Linked DNA regions of Homo sapiens: region 1 is linked to region 2. The links are chromatin loops, found by intact Hi-C in ENCODE. Cell type or tissue: Calu3. All regions are shown on one strand. Each heading gives the region's core, and the rest is flanking DNA. Links, peaks and the distances in the headings are about the cores only. Region 1 overlaps CXCL5 (C-X-C motif chemokine ligand 5). Region 2 has its middle 37 kb from the start of PF4.

Evidence for each region. A loop is a pair of places that touch in the nucleus more often than their neighbours do. Peaks named below come from ENCODE experiments on the same cell type or tissue, not always from the same donor. Only the 100,000 strongest peaks of a DNase experiment are listed, where the experiment ranks them.
Region 1: it touches region 2 in a loop (3-fold over the local background); 2 of 110 quality-filtered maps call a loop at or near these places.

Annotation. Positions count from the first base shown.
Region 1 is chr4:73,988,729-73,998,092 of GRCh38, forward strand. CXCL5 (C-X-C motif chemokine ligand 5) reads right to left here. Exons shown (of 4, transcript NM_002994.5): 3 at 9,284-9,364; 4 at 6,914-8,927. The coding sequence ends at 8,909. Among named protein-coding and RNA genes, the nearest start is that of PPBP, 5.2 kb to the left of the region's middle. In Calu3, for the core only: no CTCF peak of the experiment used is centred there; DNase peaks (open chromatin) are centred at 6,063 and 7,593.
Region 2 is chr4:73,939,084-73,950,418 of GRCh38, forward strand. It overlaps the pseudogene HNRNPA1P55 and the pseudogene CXCL1P1. Among named protein-coding and RNA genes, the nearest start is that of PF4, 37 kb to the right of the region's middle. In Calu3, for the core only: no CTCF peak of the experiment used is centred there; a DNase peak (open chromatin) is centred at 5,218.

The DNA.
Region 1 (9,364 bases), core at 1,365-9,364, 49 kb after region 2:
GCCTTCAATCTATATTATCTTTTGTAATTTCATCTAGAAACTACAAATGAAACTCATCCTCCTTTATATTACAAAAGAAGCTACTTGTTTCTACCACCTAAGAATACCTAAAAAGTAGGACCCAGCATATTTATTTTTCTTTTTATTTTTAATTTAACAGAAAAATTATATAATTTATTGCAAAAGATTCGTATGCTGCAGATGTCTTTGAAATAAAACACAAATTTCTCTTCATCATTTCTCCACATTCCTACTATTCAGTGGTAAACACTGGTAACAATTTTGCATTAGTTTTCAATTCTGTCTGCACTTATATGCACACATGTATATGTATACAATGAGACACGTTTAAGACATAGAGGTACACATATACATAGAAGTATTGTATATGGATCACTATACAGCTGACTTTTATCCTTCAAAAAATATGTGTTCCTTATCTTTTCAGGTCATCTTAATGTAGTTTTCCCCCATTCTTCTTAATGACCATGTGACGTCCTGTGATAAGAACAATAGTTACTCAACCTTGCCTTGTTGGTGCCCTTCACGGTGTTTCCAATTTTGCACTATTAGAAATTGTGCAAGAAATGTCCTTACCAAGGAAAATATTTGTTCCTGAATTCTCAGACCCAAATTAAAGGTTTTGGTCTGAAATGCTATATCCCTACAAAGATAGAGAGGTGGACCTACACATTACATGTTGGCTTTATGTTATTTTCTGGTTCTCTGTCCCATCTGTAAGACTTCCTTCCTCAATTGAACCATGCACTTTTGTAGGGAGTGGCATGTCCTGTGTTTGTTTGAATGTCTCATGTATCCTATAACATGTAGGATACTTCAATATAAAGTAGGTCTTAAATAATTAATAAATCAATGAATACGTATCACATGAAAGCTTCCCTATCCTTTCTAATCACCTACAATTCCAGGCCAAACTCGACAGGACCCAAAGCAACTATGCTATTTAAATTTATTTGGAAGATTGTCAATAAAGAAGAGGCAGATGTAAGTGGCACTGGCAACAAGTTTTCTTCCTTTTACAACTATGTATAAGTCTCACAGAATATTATTTAAATTTTCCATATTCTTTTCTTACTTTTCATATCCTTAAATTTTAGAAGAAATGCTTAAAATACTAAATGTTCAAAATTACTCTCTATCAAAAAGATGAATATAGTAATTTTTTAAATCATGTTTTTGTTTTCAAGCCAATTTTCCCTATTGTTTAATAGTTATCTACTATGTCTACTCAAGTTCTCAGGTCCTGTTTTTAAATGCGATAACCTACAGACCACATTTGACAGTTTACTTTAGAAGTAAGCAGACTTCCAAATTAACTCGCCCTGGAAAGGTTTCGTGACTTGATGGTGACATTCTATCTCTGAGTAAAGTATTTTATTACGAGTTCCTCAAATGATTGATGTACTAATTACTGTAGAACCTACTGACACTAAATAGGACAATGATTTATTTCTAAGTTTAGCTGAAACAAAAAGTTTTATTGATTGTTTTGTATGTAGACATTTAGCCTGTATGCTGTAATCTGTAGCTAATGATTTTAACTTCGGTATTGTACCCTCCAATGAAAAAGAAGACAACTCTGGTATGAGGAGTTTTTCTGCCTTATTTTAAGCTTTTCTATTATATAAAGCCCTTGTAACTTGTGAAAGACTCTAGAACACCCCCAACTTTGTGGATGTGTCTTCCCAGGTCTGTCTTCCCAGTTGGCTTTCAATAAACATGTATAAAATTATTTCTGCCTCACTAGCCTTAGTTTCAGTTGATGAATGTATTTCTTATTTTTCTCCACCTCATTTATTGTTTTCTTTAAATTAGAGTTTAGCAGTAGAGCATATTTAATTGGAATGATTTTTCTCCCTGTCACAACATAGAAATTTCTAGTCTTAAGCAAGCTTAAAGGAAGGGTGTAAGCTGAGAGTTCGGAGTCTTCTGAGAGTTGAGATGTGGAGTTAATTGCAGAGATAAGCTCAGCAGGACACAAAATGAGGGGAGCAGACTTCTTTCTCTTTCCTCCTGTGGGGTGACTTTATAGCTTTTCTTCATTATTGAGATTGAGATATTGTGAATTCGCAAGTCATATACATTTTCAAACATAAGATCAAAGCCATTTCCAGAACAAGATATAAAGGTTTTTTTTTTAACACTATTCATAGTATATTTCATTTTCTGTTCAACACCAAAATACATTGCTGAAAATGTTTATTGGCTTCACTGGACACCTTTTTTCCCCCTACTTAACGTTATCCAGATTTCTTTCCTCGTTCATTAGTAAGATTTCCTAAAAGTTCCTAATCGTTTTAAGAAAACTGTATGAAAAGTTTTCTGAAGTAATGATGCTTTTGAGTGAGTTGATACCAGGAAAAAGGTAGGCTCTTTCCTACCAGGAAACCAACTGGTGGGTTAATACCAGGAAAGAGGTGACTCCAGTATCATGGAGTCATTGTCTTAATCAACAAATGTGGCTTGTCACGAAAGACACATCGTCGGCAAAATTCGTGAGGAAGTAGTAACAGATTTCTTGAGTCATCAAAATTTCTTAAGGATATCAGTCAGCATTTGATATAAAACAATATTTTGCTAGTTTTTATTAACTCAAAAAATATTGATTAAGCATCAGTTGATTAAGCCTGAACTTCCTAACAGGTTTTACGAAGTTCTCTTTGCATGACTTGGTCATTTAATTATTTATTTTTTAAAAGTCAGGCCTAAAATATTTGTGGAAAGCAATGGGATATGAAAAATACTCTACTCTTGCTGCTATGATGACAACTGCTGCTGTTAATTGCTGTTACTGTCATTTGCATCATTCCCTTCCATTTCCACGTTGAGAAACACAGTAAAGATGATGATAAACTGAGTGTACAAAACTGGTTAAAAGATGTTTTTAAAAACTTATTCAGTTAAAAGCATACTGTTATGCAAAATTATTGTTTAAATAAATGCTAGAATTAGAGAAGAGTTATTTTGTTCCTTGTTTTTAAAATAACTTGACAGCCTTTTTATTAATCTTACATTGTCATTGTGGGTTTGTATATGTGTGTGTTGGGGGGTGCTAAGTTATTTTAGCTCTTTTTTCTTTAAGTCATCTTATAAATAGCAGAGTCATGAAGGAAGCAAGCAAATTATCTAAGACTCAAAGCACATTTTATGTTAGCTATTTTAAAAGAAAATATCTAGAGACATTGGAGGACCACTATCTATAAAATTAAGGCATAAATGACTTCTCTGCCTCACACAGAACATTTTTAACGCACATTTCCCAAATCCTTCTTTCAAGTATGAAGGAAATAGACTAGCACAAGCAAATCAATCATAAAAGCAATTAGTACCAAAAATGCTAAGGATAGTACAATGTTGAGTCTGTTCATTAAAGTATCTTAATCAATAAATTTAAAATACTAGCCATCAAAAGTTTTTCTGTAAGGGCTGAAACCAAATGTGCTTACTGTATAACTATGAGTTGACAAGAATTGTTCAGATGTGAATTGAGGTTTTACTGTCTACTGCCCAGAGGTGAAGCATGGGGTGAAAATGGGAGGACAGTGGGGAGGGTGAAGAAGTTGAGGGGAAGTATCTTTCTGGGCGCTATTATATACAATACTTCAAAGTTTTGCCAGACTCAGAATTTGTGTTTTAAATTATGTTGATTAATATCATTTGTTAAATCTCAAATATATGAAAGTTACCTAGTTTCCTTACATGCTCATTCATTAAGGAAATTCTAACATAATGTTCTAGAGCATTGTTAACAAGTACCATTAATCCTCTTTTGTTGTGTAATAAGTCGACCTCATTGTTAGTGGCTTAAAATATTAATTTATTGTTTCTGATAATTCTGTATGTTAGCGTGAGTTTCTTCTGCTAAGCTCACTTGAGTGCAGTCAAGAGCAGCTGAAATGGCTGAAATAAAGAGTGGGACAATAGGGTGACAATAGTCAATAATAACTTAATTGTACATTTTAAAATAACTCATAAAGAATGTAACTGGATTGTTCGTAACCCAAAGGATAAATGCTTGAGGGGATGGATACCTAATTCTCAATATGCTTATTTCACATTGCATGCCTGTATCAAAACAGCTCATGTACCCCATACATATATACAGCTACTATGTACCCACAACATTTTCTTAAGAATAAGAAAAATAATAAAATAATTTAAAACAACATTTTAATGGCTTAATTCACATGAGAGGTTGTTGGTGTTGGCTGCTGGTTGTGATTTCTACTGGGGCACCTGCGTTCTTCTCCTACTCTTTTAAATATAATTATTTAACTTCTCACTAATAAGCAGAAATGAGGAATGGCGGGAGAGAAGGAGAGTAGGCAAGGGAAGGGGAGGGAAGAGAAGAAGAAGGAAAAGGAGAGAAGGAAGAAAATAGAAAGGAAAAAACAGGCAAGTCATAGTCCCTTCCAACACCCTCCTCCTCTCATCCTTGTCTCCTCTAGTCTTCTCTTTTCTAGTTCTTCCCCTCACCTCTTCTCCCCTTTCTTCCACTCTTCTTACTGGAAAATATTTGTTCTGTGGGAAAACTGAGTATATTTGCAGCAGAAAACCTTAACTTAGACTGAAAGTTCCTCATCTTTATAATTTCCAGATCATAAGGATCCTACAAAGATAATAGGCATGTAACAGGATTATCGATTAATATCAATAAATTAATATTTGATTGATGAATACTTATACAAAGGAAAATACATCATATATTTTGATAGGTACTATGTAATTGACAGAAAATATACAGAGAGTATATTGTTTCCAGAGCTTCTTTAAAAGACTCTGGTGGCTTATGCCTGTAATCCCAGCACTTTGGGAGGATGAGGCGGGCAGATCATGAGGTCAAGAGATCAAGACCATCCTGGCCAACATGGTGAAACCCCATCTCTGCTAAAACTACAAAAATATTAGCTGGGCAGGGTGGCACGCACCTGTAGTCCCTGCTACTCTGGAGGCCGAGGCAAGAGAATCACTTGATCCTGGGAGGCAGAGGTTGCAGTGAGCCAAGATCATGCCACTGCACTCCAGCCTGGGCGACAGTGAGACTTGGTCTCAAAAAAAAAAAAAAAAAAAAAAAAAGACTCATAGCCTATTCTAATATATACAAGTACATGCCAATATAAACATGTATAATGTAATCCAACTGGAGTGTGAATGTATGTACATACATACTAATATGATTAATCTTCTTTCTTTCCTTTTCTTGTGTTTCATAAAAGAGCAATTTCATATAAATACCTATTCTTAGGTATTTATATAGTAAATTTGAGGGACAAGGGAAGTTGAAGTACTGATCAAGATTGGGATGAGACAGAACCTCATTTGTCATTTAGATAGGGAAATGTTAAGTATAACCTAAGAATATGTATTTAAATGAAATTGCTCTTTTAATTTTAGAGTGACAAGGGGACTTGTTTAGCCAAAATCACTTGCTTTTTGAATACCTAGTATGTGCTAGGCACTGTCCTAGGAACTGAGATGAAGTTGATAAGCATTGTCCCCGCCCTCATGAGGCTTACATGAAGCTAGAACAGAGAGACCTTAAACGGATGACAATAAACACACAGGCTCAATAAACTCTACAGTAACTTCGGTGAGAAAACTTCATGAAGGAAAAGTACAGAATGCTATGAGAGGGTATAAAAGGGTCCTCCTCAAAGGTAGGAGTAAGGGTTGGAGAGGTTTCCTCAAGAAAGTAAAAGGCAAGCTATTCCAGAAGGAAGGATGGTAGCTACCCTGGTAAAAGTGAGGGGAGGTATTATAGATTGAGAGGATTGTGCATGCCAAACTCCTTGTTGGACTACTGCTAGACAAGGAGAAAAGAGGGTAAACAAGTTATAATTTAATTAAAACCGAGCAGGGTGGCTCATGCCTGTAATCCCAACACTTTGGAGGCTGAGGCGGGCTGATGACCTGAGATCAGGATTTCAAGACCACCCTGGCCAACATGGTGAAATCCCATCTCTACAAAAATACAAAAACTAGCTGGGCATGCTGGTAGGTGCCTGTACTCCCAGGTACTCGGGAGGCTGAGGCGGGAGAGTCGCTTGAAACTGGGAGGCAGAGGTTGCAGTGAGCTGAGGTCATGTCATTGGAGTCCAGCCTGGGCAACAGAGCAAGACTCGGTCTCAAAAAAAAAAAAAATGACATCTACCATGAACCAGGTTATTGAATTTAGAACAGTATCTGACAGCCTGAAGATCAGGATAACTTGTTAATTCATTAATTCATGCATTAATGCTACATTGGGGATGCAGCGGTAGATATAATATGGTTAATGTTCTGGGAGAGCTAGAGTGGATGAAGAAACCTATAAACAAATAAGAGCAATGCAGTTTTTTTGTTGTAATTCAGATAATGAGATGTCATGAGAATATCAAATCGGAAGCCATGAGCTCTGCCAAGGAGCTGGTATTACTTGAGCTGAGTTCTTAAGGATGAATAAGCCTCTTCTTATATGCAGGTAGTGGCCCTAGCAAATCCAAAGTCATGGGCCTAGGAAAGAACATGCCCAGTTAGGGAACTGAACACCTGACTATAGTGAATTTGAGGGACAAGGGAAGTTAAAGTGCTGATCAGGAATGGGATGAGACAGAAAGAAGGTCATCTGTCATGCTTAGAAACCTTTATTTTATGTTTAGGAAACAATTTAGATAGGGAAGAATTTAGATAGGGAAATATTTGTGTTTTCTAAAGACCCCAGAAGCCATTGGTGCTGTGAAGGGATAACTAGAAGGGAACTGAACTTGGAGAAAGGTTGAGCCAAGGAAATGGTATTGGGGAATGAGGGCCTTCTCTGCCAGTCAGAGAGGAGCAGAGTTAGTGTTTTAAATTACATAGAATTAAAGATAAGTAAAATGTATTGTAACAGTATAGGAAGGAGAAACAATATGAGTGAAGTTTAGAAATCTTTTAATGTTTATTCAAAGGACAAAATAAAGACTATGAACCAATGAGACACATAGTAAAAAAGTACAATTTTAATATAGTGAATGTAATATATATGTAATTACTCATAACAAAATGGTCAAAACCTTTAAAAGATACACAATAGGCATCTAAAAAGCTCAGCAATGCTAAATATATAATATATATTATATATAAATATATAATATATAAATACATACGTTTTTACCAAGAAATGTTTTATTTTTCTTGCAGTAGCTTTGTTAATTGCACAAAATTATGTTTTGTTTTTGCCATTTAAATATTATCACAGAATCCTATTCTGAAAGACAAATGTTCATTAAAAACAAAGCAAAAATAGAAATTCACAACCATTAATTACCTAGGTTTGTCATTTAAAGGTTTAAAGAAAAAAAGGGAGGAGCTTTCCTACAAGCCTTTTCACAAGTGTCACATTTTCTCTTTAAAAGGGAAGGATTTCCAAACAAAGGTGAAATAGCTTAAACAGAAATATTTGTAAAAATAAACTTTACAGCATTATCAAGGATATTAAGACAACACTGACTAACCGGTTTCATTACCGCATCTTCCCCCACCCCCAACCCCAGTGTGTCCCACCAGGACTAGAACAGGCTTTACATTCAGACAGAAATGCTTCAAAATCCCAGTGAAATGAACTGTGCTAAAAACCCGACAGGCATCTTCCCTGCCCTCCCCGCTCCCGCTCGTCTTCTGCAATCCTCTAACCCAGGTTCTACTCTGTGAAAGGGGCCAAAGCTGTGAGTGGGGAGGGAACTTGCCCCAGCGTGGCCACCTTATATATAATTATATATTCTACCATAAATGCTGGCCTTCTTCAAATTATGATTTTGGAAAATCTAACCCATACAGAGGGATAAAAAATTGACATCCCTTGGACAACTTCTCCTTGTTTTTTTTTGTTTTGTTTTGTTTTTAACATTCCAAGCTCTCTCTGGTCCCCTATCCAAGGAGAAATGCTAGGGCCTCGAGGATGTCGCTATATATTTTTATAACTAAATGATAAATTTATATTCAAATTGTTTGAATACGTTTCCAAAACTTTCAGAGTACAAGTCATTGTTAAGTTTGCCTTTACTTTAAAAACTAAAAGAATACATTTCTATATAAACTAGCAGTCAGGAATTTGCCTGTTTTCTAGCTTCTTCATCTATCTAAAATATATATTTAGCTACCAGAATTATGGTACTCCTAATAAAATACTTAATAAATAGCATATAAAATCAAAGTTTAAAAGTAAATGATGGCAGTTTGCCATACTAAAAAGATAAAGAATGTCTAAAATTATAGGAAGATAAGATATTAGCCCTCATAGAACTTAAACTTTTAGAAATTCTGAATAAGGAAATATATTCTACATAGATAAGGTGTGAAACACTCAGCTTTCTAAAGTGAAATAATTAAATAGTATCCCACAATCAAGAGTAAGGAAATTCTCTAACATATTCCCCAAGAAACATTAAAATATTTCCTATTTCTTATAAAAGTGAAGATAACAGTGTATTTCCATCAACAGAATTCTTATGAAACATCATTTCCACATTAAATCCACAGCCTTCTCAGTTAATATCTTAAGGAATATTTCTTGGAAATATAATAGTCACCTACAATTCAAGACACTTTGAAAGATTAACAGCCAGTGATTCCTGGCTCACACTATAGTCAATTGCCAAAACTTCAATAGCATAGCAGATAAAATAACAGCAAATAGCAGAGGTACTATGCTAAACACTTCATTAGCTGAGCTGAAAGCTTAAGCGGCAAACATAGGTTTTCCTCACACTCTTCAAAGTGAGGAATCCAGGAAGAAAGCTAACTACTGGAAAAACAAATAAACAAACAACAACAAAATCTTTCCTTCTTGTCTTCCCTGGGTTCAGAGACCTCCAGAAAACTTCTCTGCTGAAGACTGGGAAACTTTTCCATGCGTGCTCATTTCTCTTAATCAGTTTTCCTTGTTTCCACTGTTGAGAAAAATGTTATATTAGTTTAACCATTTTTCACACTCCTTTCTACTCCACCCTTGTCAAAACTCAGCGTTTATGATGTTTGGTAAAAAAGGAGAATACAAAAATCAATAAAAGCAATGGGTAAACAAAAAACATAACTTAGTGACAAGCTGTGTGTAATTGCTCAAGTAATTACATGTAAGATTGGTATATTTTCCCAGGACAATCCAGAAAAACTTTCCCAATTCAACAACCTTTTAATTCTAAACATGAAAAGTGTTACTTAAATCGTACAGAGAATAAAGACCTTGTGAAGTCTATGGTCTCCCTAGATCAGATTTAGAAACCACAAAGATCAAAGTGACAAGTACCCGTCCAAAATTTTCTGGATGACTTTCTTTAGAAAAGGGGCTTCTGGATCAAGACAAATTTCCTTCCCGTTCTTCAGGGAG
Region 2 (11,335 bases), core at 1,716-9,715:
TTATCCACGGAGTCATGGTCGTCAAAGGTTACAAAGGCAAAGCCTCTTTTCTTGCCACTGCCTCAGTCAGTCATGATTTCAATCACTTCAATTTTCTCATACTGTTCAAAATAATCTCTTAGGTGATGTTCTTCAGTGTCTTCTTTAATGCCACCAACAAATATCTTTTTCACAGATAAGTGGGCACCTGGTCTTTGAGAATCTTCCCTTAGACAGCTCTCTTTGGTTTTATAACTCTTCCATCCTCCTTGCATGGCCTTGCATTCATGGCTGCATCCACCTCCTCCATAGTGGCATATGTGACGAACCCAAAGCCCTTGGAGCACTTTGTGTTTGGATCTCTCATTACCGCACAGTCCGTGAGCGTTCTCCTTTGCTCAAAATGGCTCCTTAGGCTCTCATCAGTTGTTTCAAAGCTCAACCCTCCAATGAAGAGCTTCCTCAGCTGTTCGGGTTCTTTAGGAGACTCTGACTTAGATGTAACAGCAGGGAGAAGAGAGACTTTAATGCTGCTTCTTTGGTGGCATCCACAGGCTGATTTAGGAGTTAATGGCAGTTATTGTTGAATTTGTCAAAAAGATTGTGATTAGGTTTTCAAATACAGGTATCTATTTTAAGAATGTTGACCCAATACCAGATTGATAATAGATTTAATAGATTTAATTTGTAATGAATTCTAGACTCTTTAAATTCCAAGATTATCAGATTCTCAGGTTTGTTTCAAATAACTTACTGCATAACCATAATCTTCCAGCTGCTCTAAGGACAATACAAATTTTTAAATCACATTAAATACTCCGTTAGAACTACCTTGTATCTCCCTTCTCAAAAATAATTACTTATTCTGACAGGTACTGATAACCAAAATGAGTGACTGAGGCAAATATCTCAATCAATCAAGATTTATGAAGCCAGCTTTAGGACACTGATATGTTAATAGTTTGGATACTTGTCCCCCCAGATCTCATGTTGAAATGCAATCCCCAGTGTTGGAGGTGGGGCCTGGTGGGAGTAGTAGTTTGGGTCATTGGGGTAGATTCTTCATGGCTTGGTGCTTTTCTCACAAAAGTGAGTGAGTTGTCCTGAGATTTTGCTGTTTAAAAGTGTGTGGTATCTTCTCACTTGCTCTCTTTCTTGCTCCCACTCTCACCATGAGGTATGTTGGGTCCCCCTTTGCCTTCTACCATGATTGTAAGCTTCCTGAGGCTCATGATTGTAAGCTTCCTGAGGCTTCCTCACCAAAAGTAGATGCCAGCATCACACTTCTTGTGTAATCATCATCGTGAGCTAATTTAATGTCTTTTCTTTATAAATTACCCAGTCTCTGATATTTCTTTATAACAATGCAAGAATGGTGCACAAGGTGTGGTCAGGAAAAACACACATGACAAACATCTGAAGACGTTTTTAGGAGGTTTAGTATTTATACATTTCCTTAAACGGGGGAAGGCATGTAGGAAGAAGGGCAGGTAGGCAGTATGGCAAATTGTTACATTATTGTGAGACTTTAGTTAGTGCCCAGTAAATCTACATTTTACTTAAGATAAGGGGAATGTTTGAAGAAAAAAAATAGAGTAAAGGAAGAATCAATTATGCAAACATCTCTGGGGAGGTGGGGGAAAGATCAATCTCCTCTTGTCTTTGTTCTTCATCTGGGAACATAATCTTGTAATCTGCTCAGTGTGGAATCTGTGGACTTGAAACAGACTTTAGTTTCAGACCTGAGACCTTTTACCTTTCTGTGGAGATCTGGCTAATGCATTATGTTAGCAACAGTTATTCACTTGGAAGAAGGTGTTGCATGACTCAGCTTCCAGGCTTAACTTTCATTTTGGCATAAGGAGTTTGGGGGTCTTGAGATTTTTAAAAAATTTTCCTTCATGACACTATAAACTGTGCTAATAATAACCATTTGCAGAGTATTGCTTTGTATCAGTACTATTCTATATACTTTTTGTGAATTAACTTGAAACCTTACAACAACCCAACAAGGGTTATTTTTATTTTACAGATGAGGAAATTCAAACTCAGAGGAGGTAAGTCATTTGGCAAGGTCACAAGATGTGGTAGAGATTTTTATTCCACACTTATTCCATGCTTATTCCGAGCATGTTTGGCTATGATGTCCATAACTTTCCTCTGGTCCACACAGCAGTGGTTATAGTGAAGGGTCAGAGAAGAATCCTGAGAAGCAGAAGGAAACTGTGGTTCTAGAATATGCACAAAGACAACTATGCCTGGTGGTTCATGTCATCATTTTTTGCAAAACTCCTGGACTAATGTTCAAAATCTTGATTCTCTTTCTTGTTTTGTATTTGAATAGTTCTGTCAGGGAGTAGATTAGGTGGACTTGTATTTGTTTCTTGCCCACAGAGCAGACTTCTATGTGCTCTGACTTGCTGCTATGAGACCAGGTCCATTTAATCTGTTTATCACTCCCCAGATCATCATATGTTTCCCCATCAGACTATTGAAAGCAAAAGGCACAACCCAGTCACCTGTCACTATCAATCTTAAGGCAGAGGATAAAATATTTCCACAGGGATACCATACACTCAGCTAAAGATAAGGCCCCTGATGTGGGCTTGCGGACTTAGAATTGGTATAGCCACATAAGCCTTTGTCTCGGTCTTCATGGGAAATCTAGTACAAATGAACTCCTGTCTTATAACTTTGATATTCCAGCAGAGGAAACATTGCCCAAACTGGCTATTGCAGAAGCTCCATCTCTGTATCTCTCACATCCCACCAGTTTCTGGAAATCTCTAACAGGAGATTTCAGGATAATTCTCAAATAAGGAATCGTAATAACAGAGTGGGGTCATCCATCATTCCTCTTTTTCTCTTGTAGTTTATTTGCCCCAAAAGTCTCAGGTACTGTTGACATTGTTGTCTGCCTCTCAAAGTCACAGGTCATGCTGTGTCACACTGTTCTAAGACTGATCTTTGAATACAGAGAACATCTGTTTTCTGCCCTCATCATCTGGTGACCATTCCCTCAAATAACCCTATCTGCCACCCGCTACCTTGATGACCTAAATGGAGGTCTGCTTGCACTCCAAATTTTCACAGAGAATTTAATGTGGTACTCACTTTTGCTATTACGACTTGCTCCAATAATACATTGATATAAATGACAGTGGGCTAGAGTACCAAAGATAAACATTGATCCAGGGACCCTCTCAAAGTTTTCCACCCAGACCTTCCTCTTGTTCTTCTGGTCATTCATGCCTTCCCTCCAGTTATGTAATGAATCTTTTTTGGTTTGGTTTGAAGCTCTCCAGTGTGGAGAAAATACCTAAGTCTTCTTTTCTTTAATTCAGAAACATTAACAATAGTTGCATTTATTGAAAACTAGCCAGAGGTGGTACCATTTTAGTTCCTCCCACAATTTCAGATTTCTTTTCTATAATATGTACATGTCTTTTTAGCCTACAAAATGTGCTTCGAAGACTGACTTTCAAAACCTTGTGGTAGGTTGAATAATGGCCCACTAAAGATGTCATTGTCCTAATCCCAAGAACCAGTAAATTCATCGCCTTATATTGTAAAAAGGACTTTGCAGAAATGATGAAATTAAGAATCTTGAGATGAGAATTTTATCCCCAATTATCCTGAGTGGGCCAGATATCATCACAATGTTGTTATAGAAAAGATGCAGGAGGAGTCAGAGTTAGACAGAAGGCAATGTGACAGAACAAAGGGACAGAAAGAAAGATGTGAAGAACCTAAGCAATGGAGATGTAGGGAGATGCAGAAAGGGAGCTATAAGGCAAGGAATGCAGATAGCCTTCGGAAGCTGGAAAGGTAAAAGAAACACATTCTCCCCTAGGGTCTCCAGAACAAACCAGCCTGTGGACACTGACTTTAGCTCAGTGAAACTGATTTTTGTCTCCTGGTCTCCCAAACAGTAAGATAATAAATTTATATTGTTTTTAGGTACTAAATTTGTGGTAATTTGTTCCAGCAGCATTAGGAAACTAATACACTGCCCCCATCTTCAATCAAACTGCTCCCTCTTTGTTCCAGAAATTCCAAAGCCACTACCAACTCTCAGGCACTGCTTAGCTCTTTGCATAAATGATTATAATGCATAAGTTTAGTAACAACTACAAAAAGGTGTAGCATTTTTAATACAATGAGAAAATAAAGTTTAATCAAGAAACTTAACCTCAAGATCACACAAGAGATGTTACAGCTGGACTCTATTCCCTGATCCATCTAATTATTCACAGCCTATGTTCTTAATCACCATATGAACTGAGTGCATCTTCTTTCTTCTTTCCATACATCATTAATGAAGTCCATGTTTGGTTTTTAACCACATTTTAAAATTTAAAATTTACACAGAGGGGATTCTGGATCCCAGGCAGATTTCCTACTAAATACCTCTCATTAAGTGTGTTCAGCTTCCTGCTTGCCTTGGGCCTCCCCCCTGAGTTGATGCAGTGAAAGTCACATCTATTGTCTCACACACTGGGACACACACTCCATAGGGTAAGGACAGGAAAAGATGATTCCTTCTGCTTGTAAAGGAGAAGGAAGAATTTGTCCCACTACCCTCCTGAAAGGGTCTTCATGGAAACACAATGAGCTAGAGCCCTAACTCCAACTCTTTGGGATGTAAATACCTTTCCCCTGGAACCTAAGAGCCCTCTGGTCTTCAATTTATGTGTCCTACTGATGTCTTTAGGTTCTGTGGGCTTCATCTCTTTTGATATGTAAATAATTAGGAAGATAGCATTCCACTCTCCCCAGCACCTTAGGGCTTAACCTAGGGACCAAGTCCTGGATGTAACCTTTGGGCTTTCTTGGGGGAGATTAGATATATTTTATTATTCTTTTGGATCCAGCCACTAATTAGAAAAATGACTACAGATTTAATTCTCATGGTCTGAGAAAAGAAAAAGTCACGGGGAGGGACTTATATGACTTCGGTTTGGGTGCAGTGGGGTCCAGGGGACTTCACGTTCACACTTCGGATATTCTTGGGGTGAATTCCCTGCAGGGTCTGCAAGCACTGGCAAGGCAGTTCATGGGCCACCCATACTCCTAGGGAAGAAGAGACTCGCTGGGTGAGCGGGACTGTTGGCGCGGGGTGCTACCCCAGCCGTGTCCCGCTCCGGAGACCCCAGGGCGCCGGGACCCATCTGCCGCTCGCCGGCCGGAGGCTACCAGGAGCAGGAGCAGCAGCGCCGCCCGCAGTAGCCGGGGAGCGCGGGGGACAGCGGGGGGCGCGGCGCAGTTCACCGGGCTCAGAAGGCAGGTCGGGCGGCGGTGCGAGGAGCGGGAGAGCTGGCAGGGAGGTGCCTGCAGCCCAGGCTCTGTGGCTCCCCAAGATCGGTGAACCCTTTTTATGCATGATTGGGGCTGAAAAGTCTGGAACCCCCGGGCCAGGGAAATTCTCGGAGCTCCAGGTCTATCCCGAGTACTGAAGAAAAGGGCTGGCCCCACCCCCGGGGTGGGTGGGTGGTGGGCGGTGGCTGGTTACCCACTGGTGCAGCCTCCCCGGCTCGCCTTCCAGAGTAACTCCCGTCGACTGTGGGATATTCGCTTTCTACCCCAAATCCCTGGAAGGTCATTGAGTCCACCTCGCTGGAAATACCGCCTGCGGGGAAGGACTTTGGGCATGGGGCCATCCCAGTGCGTGGGACGGGGAGGAGAGTTAAGAGCTGGGGCGGATCCCTGAGAACCACAACAGGGGAGGCGCGAACTCTTTAAAAGAGTGATAACTACTTAGTTAATAGAGTTGGGATGGGGGATTTAAGAGGAATTAAGGAGGGCTTAGAAGGCTAGATTTTGCTTAGCTGGCTATCTTCTAGATATCATATTCTCTATCTAACCTCTCTCTGTCTCTTCTGTCTCTGCTTTTCGGTTTAGCATATTTCACATATATCTGAAATCAATGCTCCCTGTAAAAATACAGCAGCCATCATGTCAGATTCCAGAGAAGAATGTTCTGCTTGCTCCTTGTGTTGCGTATTCTCTAATCACACATAGAATATCTTGTTTACGTTTTCCATTTGGTGGCAACAGATTATCAGTGTCAAAAGCTGAATCCAGTGTTAGTTTCAGTGGAAGCCCAGGCTGTAACATGACCTCTTTTTTTCCTATCCTGCATAACTTCCTTCCCTCTGAAATACTGGGACTTCCGAAATTCCCTAGAGATCTCCTTCTCCCCGTACGAGAGGTTCAGATTTGATATGACATAATGAGATTGGCTATCACTCTGAAGCTGGGCACTGGCTGTCACTCCCATATGTCACAGATTTGATCTATGACATGAGGGACTTGCTGGGTCCAGCAGCCTCATGGCCTATTTCTGGTTCTCTGTCTTTCAACGGCACAGCACATGACACTGGGGAGTGGGTACCTGGTGTGCAAGCACTCTTCCCACTGAAACAGCAGATATCCATTCAGATGAAATAGGAACACCAGGTCCCACATAGAGTCACATTCCATTTACTATCAGACTTTCTGGTATTTGATGTTGGACCTGCTTTCTCTGGAAACATAGGCATTGTGGCTTTCTGATCGTGAATTTCAGCCTTTTAACCCGACGCCTCTATCACTTTTTCTACAGCTTTAGAGAATTTATTTTGATTCATCATTAGGTTTTAGAGGGTTTTAGTGTGAATCTCCAAGTCAGTTTCAGACCTCTCTGAGACATGGAGTAAAACAGAGAGAAGAGAGGAGAAAGGAATGGCCTCTGCCTAGAGTGCAGAGCTCTAGGCAGCCCAGTTCAAGGCATAAGAGCCCTTACCCCTAGCCAAACACAGGGCAATACAACTTGGCTGCCTGCATTTAGTTGCACAGCATCACCTGCAGATTGTTTAACCTCTTTGTGCTAAGCCCAAGGTAGTTATGAGAAGTGAGTCAACATTTGTAAGAGCCATCATGGATTAAGTGCCTTATCAACGTTTTTTAAATAAATAAAATGGAAATAGCTTTTCCCAATGTTGCCTAAACAGAAAATCAACCTGCTATGAATTCTTCTATAAAGAAAAAAAAGGATCTAATAAAAAGGTTCACTCCCTAATTTTTTTTTACATTTAAAATTTTCTGTATCCCTACTGCCACCCAACTGTACTTAACTATACACAACACCATATAGAGCAGTGTGAGCCCTTAAGAAATCAAAGCAGGTCCTAGAATGAAGACTGTTCATATAAACGCAATCTCAGTGTCCAAAATGTCCTCATAGCTACTGGTGCTCACAGGTACCTGTGCTGTCATTACAGTAATCCTGGTCAAGGGGTGGAAAGGTGTGCTAGAATGTTGTGTTGCTTTAAAACAGATCCTATCGTTAGTATTTCTGCTCCAATCTTTTTCATTTATTTCCTTTCTCACATTTTCCTGATTACTTAAATTCCATGGCAGAAAGGATACAAGAAAAGCCTTGGCCCAATGGAGGACAAAATACAAAGTGCCCCAAATGTCTTCATCCATTTCAAGCTATAATAAATGCTGCAAACTTCTAAATTAAAAAAAAAGCAAAACACACACATACACACACACACACACAAACCTGAGGCTGCTCTGCCTATGGAACAGCCGTTCTTTCGTTTCTTTATTTCTCTAATACACTTGCTTTCACTTAAAAGATAAATTACAAAATAAACTCAGGAATTTACAAAAAATTAACATGAAATTAAATTTTCCATATCTGACTTTCAGAAAGGAAAATACATCTGTACTTTACTAGGGGATGCACTTAGATGGGAGGGGGGTCATTTTTTACTATTGAGACAGATCCTTAATTTATTTTTCAGCCCCAGTTTTAAACACTTCATCTGTAAAAAGAAGTTTAAATATAAAGTCTCCATCTTATTTATTGTGAAAGATGTACAAAATCCATGACTGTATTAAAAAATACTTGAGCATGAGCCTAAGAGAAAAACCAAGAGAATTAAAGGGAAATTCAAATTTGTATTGGGGGTAGGAAATGACATATAACCTAAAGGTTATAAAGTATGTGACTAGCTCATGAATGATTGAAAGGCTGTGTGATTACCCCTTTTATTGTTACTCTTTTTGGGGGATTTGATGATAAACTGGCCTAGAAATATGAAAGTGATTCTTTAAAATTTGAAAAATGTAAATGTATTGTTTTGTTTTCTAATGGTAGTTGTAATACATGTTCATTTTATAAAGTTTACCATAGTCAGCAAGGCATGAAGAGGTTTTTTTTTTCTCTCTAATCTCTCTTCACGTTTCTCTATGAAACCTACTTTAATGGGTCACTGAAAATTTGCTTGTTTTTCTTCAATAAACATAGGAGTTAATAGCACATCATAGGTTTACATACTCCCATTCTGGATTATGTACTCTGCAGGAAAGCTGTAAAATCTCATCCCTGTTTGTCTCCAATGAGTCTGGTTCATACTAAGCACTCTACAAATATTTGTTGAAATAATGGATAAATAAATGGCTTTGGGCCACTGTTTTAGAATCAAAGTGTCCTGAGGTGAGTACATATGGAAATTGCCCTTGAAGGACAGCAGCATTTCCTTAGTATTTTTTTGCCTATTTCAACTCTCAGTACTGAATAAAACCTCTCAGTAGACCTAAGATGATACAGCTGGACCAGAGCCAGAGTTTAAATTTTAGAGTAAGAGCTAAGGAAAAGTATCTTACCTGGGACAGCTCATTTCAGAATATGAACCTTGGCTTAGATATCTTTGAAGCTAATTTCTGCCAAGTCCAAAGAACACACATGGGACCTGCAAAGGCATTCAGAGCCAGATTACCTGAGCTGCTTAAGTCTGGAACAGAAAAGGAGAAATGTCAGAAATAAAGCAAGAGAGTTTGTCACAGATGGAGCTGGAGTATCGGTGCTTGGCCTTTATGGATCATCTGTCTCATGGCGGATGGTAGGAGCCAGCTAATTCAAGGTTCATCATCTAGACAGAAAGTGAGTAAATAATAGCTACACTTCCGACACATTTTTAAATTAATCTATGTGTATAAGGCACAGTGATAAGTTTAGTAGAGAAGGTAAAGTTGGATAGAGTCCAGCTTCTAATGCAAAATTCTTATTTAGCCTGTCTACTTTCTTTGGCCGTGCTAGATTATTTATTTTTCGGTTTCTGGCATGATAATCTGATGATATGATCAGTCTACAAATACTTAAAATCATTCAGATATTATTGAGAATCATTCAATATATTAGATTTTGTCAGTTTTTTGGGGGGGTAAGGGGTGGTTATTGGCTTTTAAAAGCATTTTTGTATGTTGTTTTGCCTCTCCATTTTCCTAAGATCCTTTTCCGAACTATTTGGAGCTGATTATTAATTAAATAAATGATACTATGATCACATAATGTAAAAAAAAAAAATCTGAAATACAGGATTGCCAAAATTGCAAAAGAGTAAGGAAATGAGGAAACTTCTCTTGGAAATAATTACATAAGAAATTTGTTTTGGAGATTAAAACATTATTATGACTTTGGCATTCTGGAAACAACATTTAGGAAGTTGAGAGATGAATATATAAACCACAAATGAAAAAATAGCATACATAGCATAAAAACACAGACTTCAGCTAAGAAAAGTTTGAATAATCACAAAAACTTGATTTAAATATCATGCCATAGTATTTTCAATGTTCCGTATCCTCTACTTTTTCAGTCAGAAATATTTTTGGTTTAATTTTTTTTTCTTTCTGGGCTGTGTCCATATATTCAGAAGAGACATCTGAACAATACTGATTTCAGAGGGATGGTTCTGCTGGTGTGTGACTGAGCTAGTTCATTGACTGACATTTTTGAAGTAGTTAAGGATACTAAAGAAATATGAGATTTAATTACATATTGTGGAAATTATGGTGAAAGTGGAGAAACAAGAACTTGGTTGTGTGTAATATATCATCTGTATGACGCACATTAGAGTAAATATCTATTATCATATAAGATTGAGTGAGCATATATTGTAGCATCTGTGTATGATTGGACTATGTGGATGGACAGATGAGGGGAACTCTTAACAGAGTCCGTAATAGTTACAAATGTGACTGTAATGAAACGCCAAACAAATCACCTATGAGACAAATGGCATGAGCATGTCATAATGTCTATAAATAACTTGGCAAGATCTGTGAGCCTAGCATGGTCAGGAGTTGGGAAAACAGTATTTTTAATGTTCAACCAACTTTGTGTTGGCTGAATGCCTTATCCTCAACACTAAACTGCCATTATTACATTGTATTGCTAACTACAGTATTATTCCTCTTCATGTAGTTAATATTTGACCAATATTTTTTAACGTCTATTCTATTAGGCATTTTTCTGAAATATAGAATTATGAGATGGAGTAGGCTTGGCCCTTATTTTAAAGGAGAAAGGGAGAGGCCAGAGATCAAATATCCCGGTTCCTCTGTAGCTGATATCTCCGGAAGATAAGCAGCCCAGACTTGAGTTTCTAGATGGATACAACCAGGTGCATGTCCAAGGCACAGAGGAGGGTATTTATAACCCATGGTAACATTAAATGCAGTGCCTTCTCCTGGTTGAGCAGGGCAACAGTCATCTGTGGCTCCAGGCATCCACACACTATCGTTAGTGTAGATTTCTGCAGGAGCATCTATCCAGGTGAGAGGTCGAATAAGTGGAGGAAAAGGCACATAAGCCCAGTAAGAATAATTTTGTGTAGCAGGTAAATCAGTGTGGGAGGAAACTGGAGAGACAGAAAGTATAAGGAGGAGAATCATTAAATAAAACCCATAGTAAGCGAGATTGAGTGCTGAAGGAGGAAGAGAAGAACAGAGGGATGTTACTTTCAGGCTAATAGAAATGGTGAGATTTTCAGGTTTGTAAAGAGAAAAAGAAAGGTAATCAGGAGAAGTGGGATTAGTTAGATGGGTCTCCATTGCCACCAGGGAGGATTGAATCAGACCCATTGTGATTTGGTGTGCCTGCTTCTGAGGAGTTGGCACAGATCTCACCACGTCTGAGGGCAGTTTCTGACACGGACATCTTTTCCCTGTGGTTTTTGACAATCTCCTGGTGAAACACAAGCATATCCTCTTTCCCACATTAAGTAGAATCAGAGACAATATTTAAAGGTTTGGGGAAATCCTCTAAGGCAGTAATTACAGCAATTAACTCTGCCTTTTGAGCAGAGGTATAAGAGGTAGAAATAAGCTTGTCTGTAGGACCTACATAACCAGCATTGCCATTACTGGAGCCATCAGTGAACACTGTAACAGCCTCAGGAATAGGCTGATCTATGGTTAATCGAGGGACCACCCAATACGTCATTTTTATAAAATCAAACAATTTGTTCTTTGGATAATGATTGTCAATAACACCAATGAAATCAGCCAAGTGAATTTGCCA